2 separate regions of the Homo sapiens genome follow, and region 2 is linked to region 1. The links are chromatin contacts, found by Hi-C or POLR2A ChIA-PET in ENCODE. All regions are on one chromosome and are shown on one strand. Each heading gives the region's core, a stretch centred on a gene start or an enhancer-like site at or near the end of the contact. The rest is flanking DNA. Distances are from core to core; before and after follow the strand shown. Region 1 overlaps LOC105375246 (a long non-coding RNA gene). Region 2 holds the start of INHBA-AS1 (INHBA antisense RNA 1).

Evidence for each region. Hi-C counts contacts between places; a loop is a spot of excess contacts on that map. ChIA-PET counts read pairs that join two places held with the same protein, here RNA polymerase II (POLR2A).
Region 2: a loop to region 1 is called in a map of IMR-90, with 2.9 times the contacts of the local background. The contact joins the promoter of INHBA-AS1 here to the enhancer-like site in region 1. A Hi-C loop is called at or near these places in 1 of 168 maps with a recorded cell type or tissue (IMR-90) and 1 of 37 single-sample maps with no recorded cell type. POLR2A ChIA-PET finds 5 or more read pairs at or near these places in 3 of 52 experiments (PC-3, Panc1 and activated T-cell).

Annotation. Positions count from the first base shown.
Region 1 is chr7:41,337,631-41,345,220 of GRCh38, forward strand. All of the region lies in intron 2 of LOC105375246 (a long non-coding RNA gene), which reads left to right. Among named protein-coding and RNA genes, the nearest start is that of LINC01449, 240 kb to the left of the region's middle. Within about 2 kb of position 2,846, at least 2 of the 41 ENCODE cell types and tissues checked have a DNase peak (open chromatin) inside an H3K27ac peak, as active enhancers do; they include PC-3, where a contact is called at or near this core.
Region 2 is chr7:41,690,490-41,698,079 of GRCh38, forward strand. It overlaps INHBA-AS1 (INHBA antisense RNA 1), which reads left to right and starts at 3,430. Exons shown (of 4, transcript NR_027118.2): 1 at 3,430-3,599. INHBA (inhibin subunit beta A) reads right to left here. Exons shown (of 3, transcript NM_002192.4): 3 at 1-53.

The sequences.
Region 1 (7,590 bases), core at 1,596-4,095:
GTCAGCGTGCTGGTCTTCCATTTATTGGATGTGAGCTGGACTCTGCTCAGAGATGGGATGCTGAATGACAATGAAAATGATTATGTACCTTGAGGGAGATTACATGACTGTACACTCTTTTGGACAAAGAATGAAAGAATACTTACTTACAGAATCTGTATTATGCTGGCTCCCAGTCTTTTTTACTATGAAAATTAAACCCAACTCATTCTAAATGTGTCCTAGCAGACAACAAACCTTTGAGAGAATTCATTTTCATCACCCTCCAAAAAGATCAGGAAAAAAATCTCATTGGCTATTCATTCCCACAGTACATCCATTCTTTTAAACTTTCATGTGTGTTTAAGAGCCTCTATTGCTTTTATAAGCAATAATTATAGTGATTTAAACATATTGCTTGCTTACTCTGGTGTCACAGAGACTGCAACAATGAATAAGCTAAACGTAGCATTTGTCCCCGTGGACAACACTATGTATTTTCCCAACATTGTGTCTGATCCTTAAGACAACACTATCATAATGGTATTAGGAGCCCCACTTTATGGATGGAGAAACTACAAATGAGAGAGATGGACTGCCTTTTCCAAGGCCATAAAGCAAGGAAGTAATCAAGATTCAAATCCAAGTCCAAGTCCCTCTTACTTCTTAGCCACCTCTTCCCTCTTTTCTTCCCCATATGACTTCATCTATAACACAGAAATCAAAATGGTTTTGGAACTGCACGAGCTAAACTGATCATGACCTGGTTTGTAAAAAGTGAAGTATGCGTCCTCTGTGTGCTAGTTTGTTCTGTGGTTGACCTAGCCAATCTGGACAATACGCTTCTCAAAAATCCCCTTACCTCTGTTATTCCAGAGCTGGCCAGAAGAGAAGCTGGTGTGAAATTTGGGAGGCAAAGATAAAGCAGGACCCATTAGACTCTGAAGACCTTCCTGTGCTCAGATACGGTACAGGGAGATGCAGAGGTGCCCATGGCACCAGCTGGACAGGACTTTCTGACTTCAGAGCTGACCAACAGAGGTCATCACCCATCCCAAGATGCTGGCCTATGGACACACAGAGGCAGTGGTTACACAGAGATAGTAGCTTCCTAGACTTTTCCACAGGTAGTCCCTTTGAGAAGAGATGTGCTTGGCTTCCCACATTTCCCTGCAAAATCCAAATTGTCTCCAGTGCTTTCAGTGGGCTTGGAGGGACTTGCAACTCTCTGATCTTGCAACTACCCCTTCTGACCTTCTTTGCCCAGATTCTCCCACAATTCTTTAAGGCCCGCTTCCTTTTTCACAGGTTCTTCTACCCTGATGGAATTCTTTTTTATTGTTGTTTTTTTGAGACAGTCTTGTTCTGTTGACCAGGCTGGAGTGCAGTGGCATGATGTTGGCCCACTGCAGTCTCCGCCTCCCAGGTTCAAGCGATTCTCCTGCCTCAGCCTCCCAAGTAGCTGGGATTACAGGCACATGCCACTGTGCCTGGCTAATCTTTTGTATTTTTAGTAGAGTGGGGTTTCACCATGTTGGCCAGGCTGGTCTTGAACTCCTGACCTTAGGTGATCTGCCCGCATTGCCCTCCCAAAGTGCTGGGGTTACAGGCATGAGCCAACATGCCAGGCCTGGAATCCTGTTAATATATATGCTCAATTATTCATTTGCTGGGGCAAAATGAATGTTGGCCAAAGGCAAGCCATGGCCCAGCCTACAGATAATCTCTCTGAGCTTCCATGGAAGATGCTTGATCTTGGTTCAGGTAAGTTCTAGTACCACTTTGATCTTCACAAAAGGATGTCACTTCTGTTGTCAGCTTGAGTCATCAAGTATCTGCCCTTAATTAGAGACAGAAGCCTAAAATCTTTACCAGAGAATACCACAATCAGCGGCTCACTTTGCCACTTTATTAAACGCACTATTAATAGGGAATTCAATTCACAAGGCTTCAACCTTCTCCTAAGAGAGTTTTCAATTGAGGCTTTCAGTTCATATAGAATTGCTTCAAGCAGGCTTTAAAAATATTTGAATTTGTTGCTGATGTTTAAAATTTGGGAGATTTCATTTAAAAGACGGAGTCTTACTCTGTCACCCAGGCTGGAGTGCAATGGTGCCATCTCGGCTCACTGCACCCTCTGCCTCCTGGGTTCAAACGATTCTCCTGCCTCAACCTCCCAAGTAGCTAGGACTACAGGTACATGCCACCATAGCTGGCTAATTTTTGTATTTTTAGTAGAGACGGGTTTTTCACCATGTTGGCCAGGCTGGTCTTGAACTCCTGACCTCAGGGGATCCGCCTGCCTCGGCTTCCCAAAATGCTGGGATTACAAGTGTGAGCCACCGAGTCCAGCCTAAAAGTGTATTTTGAATTTCATTTTTTAAACATAGTTCCCCTGTTGCTGGGCCCATATTCCTAAACTGCAATGATGTACTTCATTTGTTTCTTGTTTGGCTCCTCCAACATTTGAACTGGTGACCCCTGGTAATAGTCCAGGTGTTATCACTGGAAAAAGGTTACTAACGTACATACAGACAGTGCTGTAAGGAAGAGGTAGGGAAAATCCCCACTGATTTGTTTCGAAGATGTTGAGGATGTTGTCGCCTTATCACTCATTTCCAGGGAGTCAACTGAGGAACAGAATAGTGCATTATTTGAGTTTAATGTCAAAGACATGTCCAGTCTTCTAGTTTTGATAACATGTGACAACACAGCTAAGGGCTGGTATTCTCACTTGCTCTCTGAAGGCCTTCCACTACAGGTCACTAACCTCACTGGCTGCCTGCACACCGAGGCCTGAGTTCTGCAGGCACCTCAGGATGTAGGATTACACAGCATCCTTCCCTGTTCACTCACATTCATGTTAGCATGGTCTGTCTTGCAGGTTTAAGCTCCAGGCTTGGCTGCTGAACTGGAGCGTTTCCTCCCATAAATGTATGATTTGCAACACTGTTGACTTTTGTTTAGCTTTCCTGTTTGTCATATCTTGCAATGCTTCCTTTCGGTTAAGAATATTTGGCAACTTTGTTGAAACAGGCTGGCTGCCTTAAACCAAAAATTTAAAAGTTTAATTTAGGTTGATTATTCTCTAAAGAAAAAAAAGGGGGATGCTTTTCGGCATAAATCTTCATTTCTTCATTGTAAAATATCTTTTTATCAGCTGATTTAATTAATAGACTTATTTATAAAGAACATGAGGCCTTCAAATATATATGGAAGTGGTGACATGAAAAGGACACATATAACCAGTACCTGGTACAAGGTTAGAAACAATCAATATTAGCTATTATTAGTATATGTGCAATATAAATTATGTGATTATGTTTCTTGTTTTACTTTGGCCTCCAGGAAGCTCCAAAGCAAATTTATGACTGAATTATAACTATCTTGTAAGAATTACATCTTCTGAACCCCCATGTGATTTTTCTGTCACTATTCCCTGATTCTATTTTTCCCCATTTAACTTTTTTTTTGTATTTTATAATCCATTGTGGAATGAGAATGATAGAGTTACATGGAGTAATTAAAATTCCCATCACCTAAAACCAGGATTAAAGCTACAATCTCCTAATTGGTTTATTCATCTTTAATTTCTGGAAAACACCAATTCAATTTACAATCTGAAATTAGAGCATTTTCTCCCTAAAATACATATTTATGTATAATTCTAACATAGTTTTTAAAAATTACCTCCTAATACATAAAACCTAAACATCTTAGCCTGGCATTGAAACATTCCACAAAGTGACTTTGACCTGTTTCTTCAGTTGTATGATTTCTGTTTGATATTGCAACTACAGCCAAGTCAGCTTTTCCATATCAGGCAAAATGTAAGGCACACAATAGATACAAGGACGAAAAGGACTTATGTGGGCAAAATCCTTGGGAAATGCACCATGACTGACAGTTCTCTTGAGTTTTCATACCACTGATATATGGAAGGCTTTGATTCTTCTTGTTTTAGACACCATTTGGGGCCAAACATGTACAATGGGGACACTTTTTTCCAAATAGGAAAGATAAAGTTAGAAAACTGAAAAAAAAAAAAAAAAAAAAAAAAAAGATGGGATTCATTTTGACTTCCTTGTTTCCTTCCTTCCTTCCTTCCTTCCTTTCTTTTTCTTTCTTTTCTCTCCCTCCCTCTTTTCTTTCTTTCCTTCCTTCCTTCTTTTTCCTTTCTCTCTTTCTATCTTTCAGACAGGATCTTACTCTGTCACCCACCTGGAGGGCAATGGTGCGATCATGGCTCACTGCAGCCTTGAACTCCTGGCTCAAGCGATCCTCCCACTTTAGGCTTCCAAGTAGCTAGAACTATAGGCAAATGCCACCACCATGCTAGCTCATTTTTTTGTAGAGACAGGGTCTCACTATGTGATCACCAGTCTGATCTTGAACTCCTGGCCTCAAGTGATTCTCCTGCCTCCAGCCTTCAAAAGTACTGGGATCACAGGTGTGAACCATCACACCCCACCAAGTCTACATTTCTTGTAAACAACACAAAGCCTACTTAAGCTCTTTACTGGCCTAGGAGTACATCTGTGTGGAAGTGTTTTGTTTTTCTTTTTTACAGTAAGGCCAGTTTCCAAGCTCTCAAGACTTTTATGACCTTCTCTCACTAGGCTTCATTTTTGCCTCTGAATAATTATAGTCCCCCACTAATTTATCTGTCCTCCCTTCACTCATTCATTCACTCAATAAATATTGATTGAGCCCTTTCTATGTGCCAGGCATAGTGACTGGTATTGAAGACAGTGAAGAACAAAATAGGTAAGTGCTTGCCTTCTTGAGTTAGGGGAGAGTAAAAACCAAAACTAATCACATAAGAAATGTAAGATCATAAGTTCAGATATGAGCTATACAGCAATTGATTTATGAGAACTATATAGCAATTGATATTACAGGGTAAGTACATAATACCGAATGTGTTCATCTAAGGGCAGGGTTAGGGTAAGGATAGGGGATGAATGTGCAGGAACTGTGTTAGGATGGTCTTAGAAGGTTTATCTGAGGGAATTACATTTTGAAAGAGGAAAGGGAAGAAATCAACGGCAGGAACTAGCTCTCCAAATTAGACTGTTACCGACAAAGCTGGTCCCTCCAAAAATGGGGTCTTTCCCTGTTTGATTACTGGAAGCCAATATACAAAACCAAAAGTGAGTGTCAAACAGTGCAGGTTTTATTCCATGGCCATGAAATTGAGAAGAGGGAGCATGGTTCACAAATCAACTTCTCAACTAGTGAAGGGTAAGGGGTTTAAGATATAGGGTTTCTCTGATGAAGGGGTTGGACACTCAAAGTGAAAGGAGGGCTTGAGACCAGCCTGGCCAATGTGGTGAAACCCTGTCTCTACTAAAAATACAAAAATTAGCCTGGTGTGATGTTGCATGCCTGTAGTCCCAGCTACTGGGGAGGCTGAGGGAGGAGAATTGCTTAAACCCGGGAGGCAGAGGGTGCAGTGAGCTGAGATGGCACCATTGTACTCCAGACTGGGTGACAGAGGAAGACTCCATCTCAAAAAAAAAAAAAAAAAGAAAAGAAAAAAGAAAAAGAAAAAGAAAAGAAAAGTGAGAGACGGAGTATTCATGTCTTTTCTGAAAATGGGTGGTGAACTTCTTGGAACCAGAGTGCTACCTTCCTTTTTGTCCTTTTGTGGCTTTTTCCAGCCATTGCCACAGTGATTGCCAACTGTCATGGTGCTGATGGCAGTGTCATTTAGCATGGAAATGAGATTATAAGAAAACCTGAGGTATTTTTGAAGTTTCAGCCCTCTTGGTCCTAACCAGTCTCAGCTGGTATGGTTACAAAGGGAACTTTTAATCATAGGCATCCTGTTTCTTAAAGATAAGCAGAGTTAGGGCAGGGTAGACATTGAGCTATGTCAGGTAGGCATTACACTGGACAATAAGACCATTTTATAGAGATTAAATTAAAGTTCTTATAGAAGAGTGTAGCAAGTAACAACTTTAAGGATATGTATAGTATAGGCAGATAATACAGTCAAAAAGACAAATTTTAAGTCATTTATTCCTTTCATATTTTAATATTCTGTGATCTTGAAAATTATATGTGATACTAATCCCTGTCAATTAAGGAAATAACCTGATATTTCTTCAAATAAACATTGAGTGGCTACCAGGTCCCAATCTCAGTATATGTGTCCTTCAGGGCACACAGGGTGGTGAGAATCAGGGCCACAGACTAGATAATTCCCTAGTGACATAGGATTGCTGAGGGACAAGCCAACCAGTAGAGTTGAGAAGCAACAAAAAGGGCCACCAGCAACCTGGTGTTTCAGGAAAAGCTTCCTGCAAGTGAAGATGACTGATCCCAATCTGAAGGATGATTCAGAGTTAAATGGGAGAAGGGAGGATAGCATGAGCAGAGGCAGAAAAGTGACCAATAGTGTGAAGATGTGAATAAGGATTGAGACAGGTCTGCAAAGATGGAATTGATGTTGTCAACAAACAGATGATGGTTAAATCCAAATGGGTGATAGCATAATGAGCATATATCTAAAAAGCATAGCAGACAGACAACTGTGTGGCAAAACAGGAGAGTTCCAGGAAGGGCACAGAGAGGGAATGGTCACTGAGGACCAGAGAGAGGACAGTCAAGGCAGGAAAGTGATTCCAAGTAGAAAGAATGTTCCGTAACATCAAAGGAAGCCAGGACACCCAGCAAGATAAGCACTGGTGCAGTATCACTAGATTCTGAAAGAAGATGGTCTCAGATGGCCTTTCCAAAAGTGGTGAGGGCTGGAGGCTGATGCAGGCTGATCGGGTCGTGGAGTGAGAGGATGAGACTTGAGGGAGTGGAGAGGTGGCACGACTTCCGCAAGAACTTTCATCCCTAAGGGAAGAATGTCGGAGGGCCGACTCACAGAGGACACAAGAGCCCAGAGAGTTTTTCTGCTGCTGTTGTTTTGTTTTTTAAGTGTGCAAAGATTCAAACATTTATTTAGGCCAAGGGAAAGAAGCCAAGACAGAAGGGATGGTTGAAGATAAAACAGTAAATATTGTATTTGATTGATCACGGTCTTGAAGGAAAGCAGATGGGACCAAGGGCAACGCTGAAGATGTTGGCATTGGACACGAGACAGGGCGTCTCATTCTTTGACCATGGAGACAAGAGGTAGGGAGGGACAGAGAAGGGGAATTTCAGTGTGGTGAGGAGGGGCCAGAGGTCCAGGTAATCCACACCTGTGACATGAAAGGAGGAGCCTTGGAGTGAGGCTGTGGCATCAGATAAAAGCCTCAGGAGAGGTAATGTATAGAAGGGACCCTGGAGAGGGGGAGAGTAGGAGCCAGCTCAGGCCAAATTCAAAGACTGGTGGATAAAGCTGAAGGTGGCCTGGCTGAGACTGAAGACTATGAATGAAGCGAGGCAGCAATCCACCCTACTGTGTGATTCTCTCTTCAGCAGAATGCAATAATTTCAGAATATAAAAGAGAAAATGAAACATGGTGGATCTGAGACTTTTTCTGGATGGTATATCAGGAAGTGGGAGGGACTGAAAGGAACAACTGCAGGGAGGTGGGAAAGGGGGGCTCAGGGGTTGACACTGAACATGGTGGTGGTAAAATAGTAATCTTGGACATCACCCTTTCATCT
Region 2 (7,590 bases), core at 2,180-4,679, 350 kb after region 1:
CAGGTCACTGCCTTCCTTGGAAATCTCGAAGTGCAGCGTCTTCCTGGCTGTTCCTGAAGATGAAAGACAGCATAAGAGAAAACAGGCACACCTGTTAATTCCAACATTTACATGCACTCGTAAATTTCAGGCAAGCAGGAGTCTTCTGTGACAGACCCTCTTGAATAGGGGTCAACAAATGACAGCCCATGGGCTGAAACTGTTTCTGTACTGCCTGCAAACTAAGAATGGCTTTTATACTTTTAAGTGGTTAAAGAAAAGTGATATTTTGTGACATGTGAAAATTACCTGAAATTTAAACATTAGTGCCTGTAAATAAAGTTTTGTTGGAGCATGGTTATGCTCATTTCTGTACATGCTGCCTATGGCTGTTTTTGCACTATAATAACCAAGGACTGCGTAGCTGCAACAGACTGCCTGGCTCACAAAGCCTAAATTATTTACTCTCTGGCCCTTTATAGAAAAAAGGTTTTGGACCCTTGCTTTAGAATGAAGAGGGCCTGCGAGTCTGTGTCTGTTGACTAATTGCTCAACCTCAGTTTCATCTTCTATAAAAATGGGAATGACATAAGGACATTTGACCTGTTATCTCACAGGTTTAGGAAGGTCAAATGAGATAACATAAACAAAAAGACACTGTAAGCTCTAGAAAGCTAAGGAAATACTATTCTCAGACAAAAATGCAGCCCCTGGCCCCACCTCGCTGTGTAAGTCTGTGCAGTCGAGACACACTTGAGCCAGCCTCTTCTTCCCTTGTCACAGCCTGATTCCTCCGCCATCACCTCTTTGCTGGGTCACTGCAGCAGCATTTTCTTTACTTTGCCTCTGCAACACTAAGGAAGGCCTCCTCTCCAGTCATTTCTCCATGAAGCAGCTAAAGGCATCTTTCCCACAGGTGGATCTGATCACATCACTTCTTCTTGAAAGTCCTTTACTGAATTCCTATTGCTCAGTATCCAACAGAAAGTGGCTGGGACTTTGGGCTCTGTACATGCTGTTCCTCCCTTGAATGTCAGCTCTTGCCCAGTCCTGTTCTCTGGGGTCTAAGGCCTTGAGAATTCCACCCCCTTTCTCAACTGCAGGCAGTGACACCTGCTGTTCCTTCTGCCTTAAGTGCTCCTGCCCCAACTCCAACATACCACCCTTAGTGCTGCCTTTAATAATGTTTCAATTTTCAGATTGTTTGGATGACAGTTCCTCTAGGAGGCTTACCTCACATCACCTCCACCACCACCCTCCTGCCAGCCTGGTTTAGAATGCCCGGGGTCTAAGGTCACTATCATAGTCTAGTGTTTAGCAGAAAGTAGCCAATGACTTGATTACTTATTAACAAATAGAGGCGTCCTTAGCATTGAGTTCTATTAAATTAAGAGAGCCACCTAGTACCTCTGAATCCCCCATTTTTGCCTCTGACCCATTACAGGGCAGATTAATGGGCACCAGAAACATATGTCAAATAGCAATCGCTGCTAATGGACAGGAAATCCCCACATTGTCAGGGCAGTTGAATTTAGCAACCACTCAGTTCCAGCCTAACTCTAAAATTAGAAAGTCACCTATTTCCTTCTCTTTTCCTAAGCAACTGTATGTTTAATGACACAGCAACAATTACTATGAAAGCAGGTATCCAAACTAAAATTTTTTGATTAATCAAATATTTTCCCTCACTTCCATTTTTCCCACTTGGTGGCATATAGAAACATATCCTCTTTTCCATGACCGTGGACCTCCTTACAACTGTCTGCTGTACATGTATCCCATGCACAAATCTGGGAACAATCTTCAAGAAGTTCATCTTAGAACTTGCAACTCCCTGGGAGGATCTCCCTGCCTGGATTTCTATAGTTAACGGAAATCCAGCCATACTTATCACTCGAGGCCCTGAGATGTTTACGGTACTATAAATTTTAGGCACAGTTTCAAGTTCTCTGCAGCAGAAGGCAGGCTTTTCTGTGCATTGCGTACTGTGGATTCTGTTCTTAATTTAACACACTCTGCACACTGTGATTATGATAGTGGTAAATTCACTGAGGCAAGGGCCAAGCAGGGCTGCAGATGGATAGGAAAGGTTCTCTGGCATCTTTCTATAAACTTACGAGGATGCTGGCCATGATGATGGTGGCGGTGGTAAGGGGAGTTCCTCTGACTCCGACCTCATGTCTTTGGCAGGAGTTGAAATGAATAATAAAGCTGGGTTTATGATTAGATAGAATACCAGAGCAGAGAGAGCAGTTAGAGGGAGAAGCTGTCTTATTTTAGGAAGCATGATGACTTATTTTTTCAAAATCTGAATTCGATATTCCCCTTTGCTAAGAATTGGTGTGGGTTTTGTTGTTGTTGTTTGTTTCTTAACAAAATAAAAGAGAAGAAGATTCCCATAAGCAGAGCTTAATCATTTAAATCTAAAAAGGCAATCAGCAGTTGATTTTAGGGTGGCAGGGTCCTGCCAAGGCCTTAGGAGAAGGCCGAGGGAAACCTCCCAAGCCTTGGATAACTAGCCTGGAGGGTGTGCAGGTTTCCTCCAGCTTGGGCACATCTGCCTTGCCCCATAGAGAATGTTAACAAGATACCTGCTGTTTTCCCTTCTGCCTCTATGCAGGACAGCTTCTGAAATCCTAAACTGCACAGGGTGTCACTCCAAAAACAGACAGATAGTAGCTGCTAAATTAGAGAACCCAGAGGGCACAAGGTTGGGTTTTGTTTTTCTAGGAAAGAGTGTAAAACTGGAGTGTCTGACTAGTGCCCCGGATAGGGAGGCTTAATAGGTTTGGGGTAACTCATCCCCATGAGCTCTGCTCTACTCTCATCCACACCTGCCAGAAGGGGTCAGGGTGAAGCCGATGGACAGCAGTGCTGACCCGCATGCAGTGGACTTTCCATGAATAACACCCAAGGCTGACTACAGATGTTTAGGTGGGGGTGCCGAGGGAGGGTTACTTGGCTGACTAGAATTAGGGACAGCCGTGTGCAAATTGCTTTTTTAGGGCCAGAGAGGCTGAGGCTGCTGGCTTCCAGTCACACAGCCTACAGGACAGCCCCTGATTTCACAAGAGCAGGTTTCTGATGCATGATCTAGCCCCACCCCTTCTTCACAGGCAGCTGTACTTGGAAGCAAATGATTTAGTGTTCCTGAGAGAGGATTGTACAAAGAGAGTACTCATTAGAGGGGGCTCAATCTGTCAGGTGCTGTTATATTAGGATCAGAGAGTCATCATAAAATGACTTTCATGCTGGTCTTGGCTGATAATTAACTGCATGGCATCGCCTGCGTATTGTAGAGAGGCAAGGGTGCTGATTTATGCATCCGTTTAATTATCTGAATTGAAAGACTCTGTTCCCTGTATTTGCATCCACTGCCTGCGTGCTTTCTCTCTCCCCCATATTTCTGACATTTGGATTTTCCCCCTACTAATTGACATGCCTGTCGCCTCCTTCTCCTGGTGTCCATTTCTGGAACTGCTATTTGTATATTGCATGATATTTTATCAGGAAAAAATATAAAACAGATCTAATTTCATGAAAATGCTGTTGCCATAATGCTCAGGAGAACAGGGGGAAGAGAGAGATTCAAGTCTTCCTAATGTCTACCTTATATGCAGGTACATTTTACAAGTTCTATTGTATTCTGACTTATTAAGCAGTGCATATTTCTTTCTTTTACATTAGCTTTCATTGCAGAAGGGTGTGGGGAGATGAGACTGCTGGAAACTGACGTGGGATTGATGTTTATCAGGGCTGTAGGCTTCAGAAATATATTAAGCCTCGGAATGTCCTAGGTATGAAAAAGATAATAAATAACAGGTCAATTTATTATATTCCCTTTATCTCTATATTACCTGAGAGAGATTGCTATACTGCAGTGACACTTTCAAGATGCCCCAATCCTCCAATCTCCATGCATAACAATTTGAAAAAGGGAAGGTTGACTAAGGCTGGGATGTTCAGGATCAATTTCTAATCAGTTTCAGGTTTTACTCAAATATCTCATGCTGTAAACTCTTGAAATGAATGTCTTCCCATAGTGCGCCGTGAGCAGGTTCTGCATTAGTTTGTACAGGTGCGACCTAGGTTCCTGCACTATTACCTAGCTAACCAGATATAGCTGGTTGCTTTGCGAACCTTTCATTACCTGCTCTCTAATAATATTCTTTTCATCCTCTGTGCTATTTTTTCCCTCCCGAGGCTTGTGAGCAAGGCTGTATCACAGCCTGCTCTGCCTGAGTAATTCACTAAGAAAGTCCCACGCAAACCCATGTGGGTGATAATATTTCATCACTTAAACCTCTATGAGCTTGGTGGACACATACCAAAGAGAGAGAAAAAGAGGTGCAGAAAAATGGGCAAAGAGAAATTTTGTACCTCACAGGGAATACCTCTGAAATGCTGCTGGGTGGGAAGGATTGGACAGAGGAGAGACTGTGTAAGCTGGAAGGAAAGATAGCTGGAAGGGTGTTTGCAGCACATTTTCCTTTGCTTTCAGAATTTTAAAAATGTTTTGAATAAGTCAATCATGAAGGCATGGCAAGGGTTAAGCAACTAAGCCCCTTGTTGTTCCCTCCCCCTACACTAAGATGCAAAATGCTGGACTCATCCAAAAGTCCAGCATCTCAGATTTGTGGGTCTATGAACATTTTCAGTTAAATAAGCAACACACACATGCAGTGTTTCGATTTGGTTTTGTTTTCCTCACCAGGGTCCTGCTTAAAATATGTTGCTCTTTTACATATGGGCAATAGTTATGTCTCTAATGTGAATGTGGAAAGCCTCGTTGTTTATAGAACACATTTAAACTTACCATGGGATGGGGGCTGGGGGAAGCCTCCCTGTAAAAAGCGTCTGTTCCTTTAATTTTCCATTCTTCATCAAGATTTCACTGTGCCTAGATATGGTATAGTCAATGGTAAGGGTATACACAACTACCATTTACAGGGTGCATTCTCTGAAGCCCTAACTTTGCATTTGGACTGCTTCCAGGGGTTTCTGCAGAAAGCAGCAAGTGAGGTCTTAAGGTTATTCCTCCTTTGACCTACAGTAGAGGATCTTTCCTGCAGTAGAACTATAGGTTTGGCCATAAATTATCTTGATTAATTTTTTAGCTTTAATTTCCCTCCTTAGGGTCCATTATTGATTTATAAATGCCCTGGCACAAACGTCCATCATCCATGCCTCTTCCATTAAAGTGGTGATGAAAAAGGTTAAATATTTTGGGAGAAAGGGGTTTTAGGTTCCTACAAGTAGCAAAAATTCTTAAGGTTTAACCCACAAAATTTCAGAGACTTCTTCCAAAGTTCCTGAGAACTTTGGCACTTCTCATTTTGGACTTAGGAACCAGTCGAGTACGAAGAATTCAGAACTACAGCTAGGAGATCACGTGCAAGTATTTTTTAGCAGAAGAGGGGCCAAGACAAATATGTGTTTTCAAGAAAAGTGCCTGGGAAGGTATTACTGCAGTTCTTTAAATATTACAACGGACTTTCCACCCTGGCATCTCCACCACCCCCAGCCCAGTCCATCCACTGCACAGGCCGCAGACCACTATTAATCTCTTTTCCCATCTTTCCCACCATTTCTCTCCACACCCTCAGTTCGGAAACAAACGCATCCTCAGAAGCCGAACACCATGTTCCCACAAGGCATTACAGAAAGAACCTTTTTCCTCCCTGTTTGAAGTCACTTGTCATTTGTCGCTGGTGGAAACTGTTGATAAGGCAGGAAAACTAGGCAACAAAATCAGGGGAGATGGAAGATGTTTTTGTTACGACCCGGGAGACCGTATTAGGGAGAGACTTGTGAGCAAATCAGTATCGCTGATGATTCATAGTCACATTTCTCCCTGCTCCGCTTTGTTTGCTTTTGAAATTTATCACTCGTCTGCCTTCCATAGAGCTCCGGAATGTTCACATGTATCACTAGAATTTCCATTTCCTTTCCTTCTGTCTCATTTAATGTATTACAGGTAGTCATGCTTCTCCCATCTCATAAATTCCTAACTTTTTCTGCAGGATGAGAGGGAGCAGGCGGTAACTGATAATCACCAAGATTAGGGCGCTACAGACAGGGGCTTCCAGTACGCGCAACTGCCTTTCCCTGGATACACTGACAAGGAGCAAAAGTCTTTGGAACGCGCCCTCTTGTGGCCGCTCTTCCCCATTATTCACGGAAGAGAGCGTGTAACCCCTAAAGGCATCCCTAAAGGAGGGGTGATTCACAGAAAAGTTCGGAAGGTGGGATTGGAATGGTGGGAGTCAGCTTCATTTTGAGATGGCTTTCTTGGGGTGGGGAAAATGGTCATCCAAGCAAAGCTTCTTGGATCCCTGTCTGGGCAGTGCAAACTTCTAACTCAAATCTTCCATACATAGTATCCTCCAAGGGGTAGACTTATGTGTTGCGCTTAACAACACCTAGGCTACGTGAGCACATCCATTTCTTGGTGTGTCATTTGTCTTTCTTTCCCTATTCTTTCTACAACAAGTGCTATCAATTGCTAAGCTAATTACCAGAACCCACATCCAGGTTTGACAGCATATGGAGACTTAGAGGTACATTATTATTATGCATTGATTGACCACCTACTGTCATGAGTCAAAATAAAATAAAAATAAGCTGCATCAGCTGAAAAGGCCACTGAATTTAGCTTCATGACATTTATAGTGATAGCTTGGCTTTACCCATCCCTTCTATCTTTCCTTGTGAAGAACTCTGTAGGCCTTAAGGTAAAACATTGAGGGTTTTGTGCCAGCCATGCAAAGAACACACTAACCTTGGTGAGAAATCTTGGGTGATGTGACATATATAAAAATAAAATAATTTTTGTTTGTTGGGATACATTTCAGAGAGCCTTAGAGTGATTCCCTGCTGTTTAGTCAATAACAACTCGCATCAACTTTACAAAAATTGAGCACTTTCTACCTAAACAGGATGGGACAAACTCAGTTAAAAGAGTCCTCAGCACTTCAGCTTTTGGAGGCTCTCTACTTCTGTAGCCAGGCCTTGGCTTTATCCAACAATCAAGGAGAGAAAAGGCAAAAATTAAACGTAGCCTCAAATTGAAGAATCTTGAGGTTGAAAGGGGCTGCTATGGGTCTGCATCTGTGGCATGCTCATGGGTGACAATGTCTGGATTCTATGCTGCACAAAATGGTTATAAGGGAAAGAAAAATGCATTCCTTTTTCTATTCTCCAAAAACTCTTGACATTCCACATAGTTGGAATGTTATTAAAGTTGAATTATTCCAAAAGCAACAAGACATAGGTCTTTTCTATTCATGTTCATATATTTGCTACAATCATTTGGATGATAAATGTCTTTTCTGGACTAGCAAAATCAGCAGCAAAATGCTCACGTGGTTTTCTGCTTGAAGAGTAGACAGTCCATACAGCAATCATTAAATACATGAAATTACATTAAATCAACTTGAAGTTGATGTGTGAAATCCCTCAGAGAAAAATAAGCAATTGTAATAAGTGTTTTCTAAGAATCCAAAGTCAAGTTGTAAAGTCAACCAGGAGTTTCCCATTACAAATCTTAAACTTGACTCAATGTGAACGTCCAACGAATCGCTTTTTCAAAAGTCGCTCATTTTTTTTCAA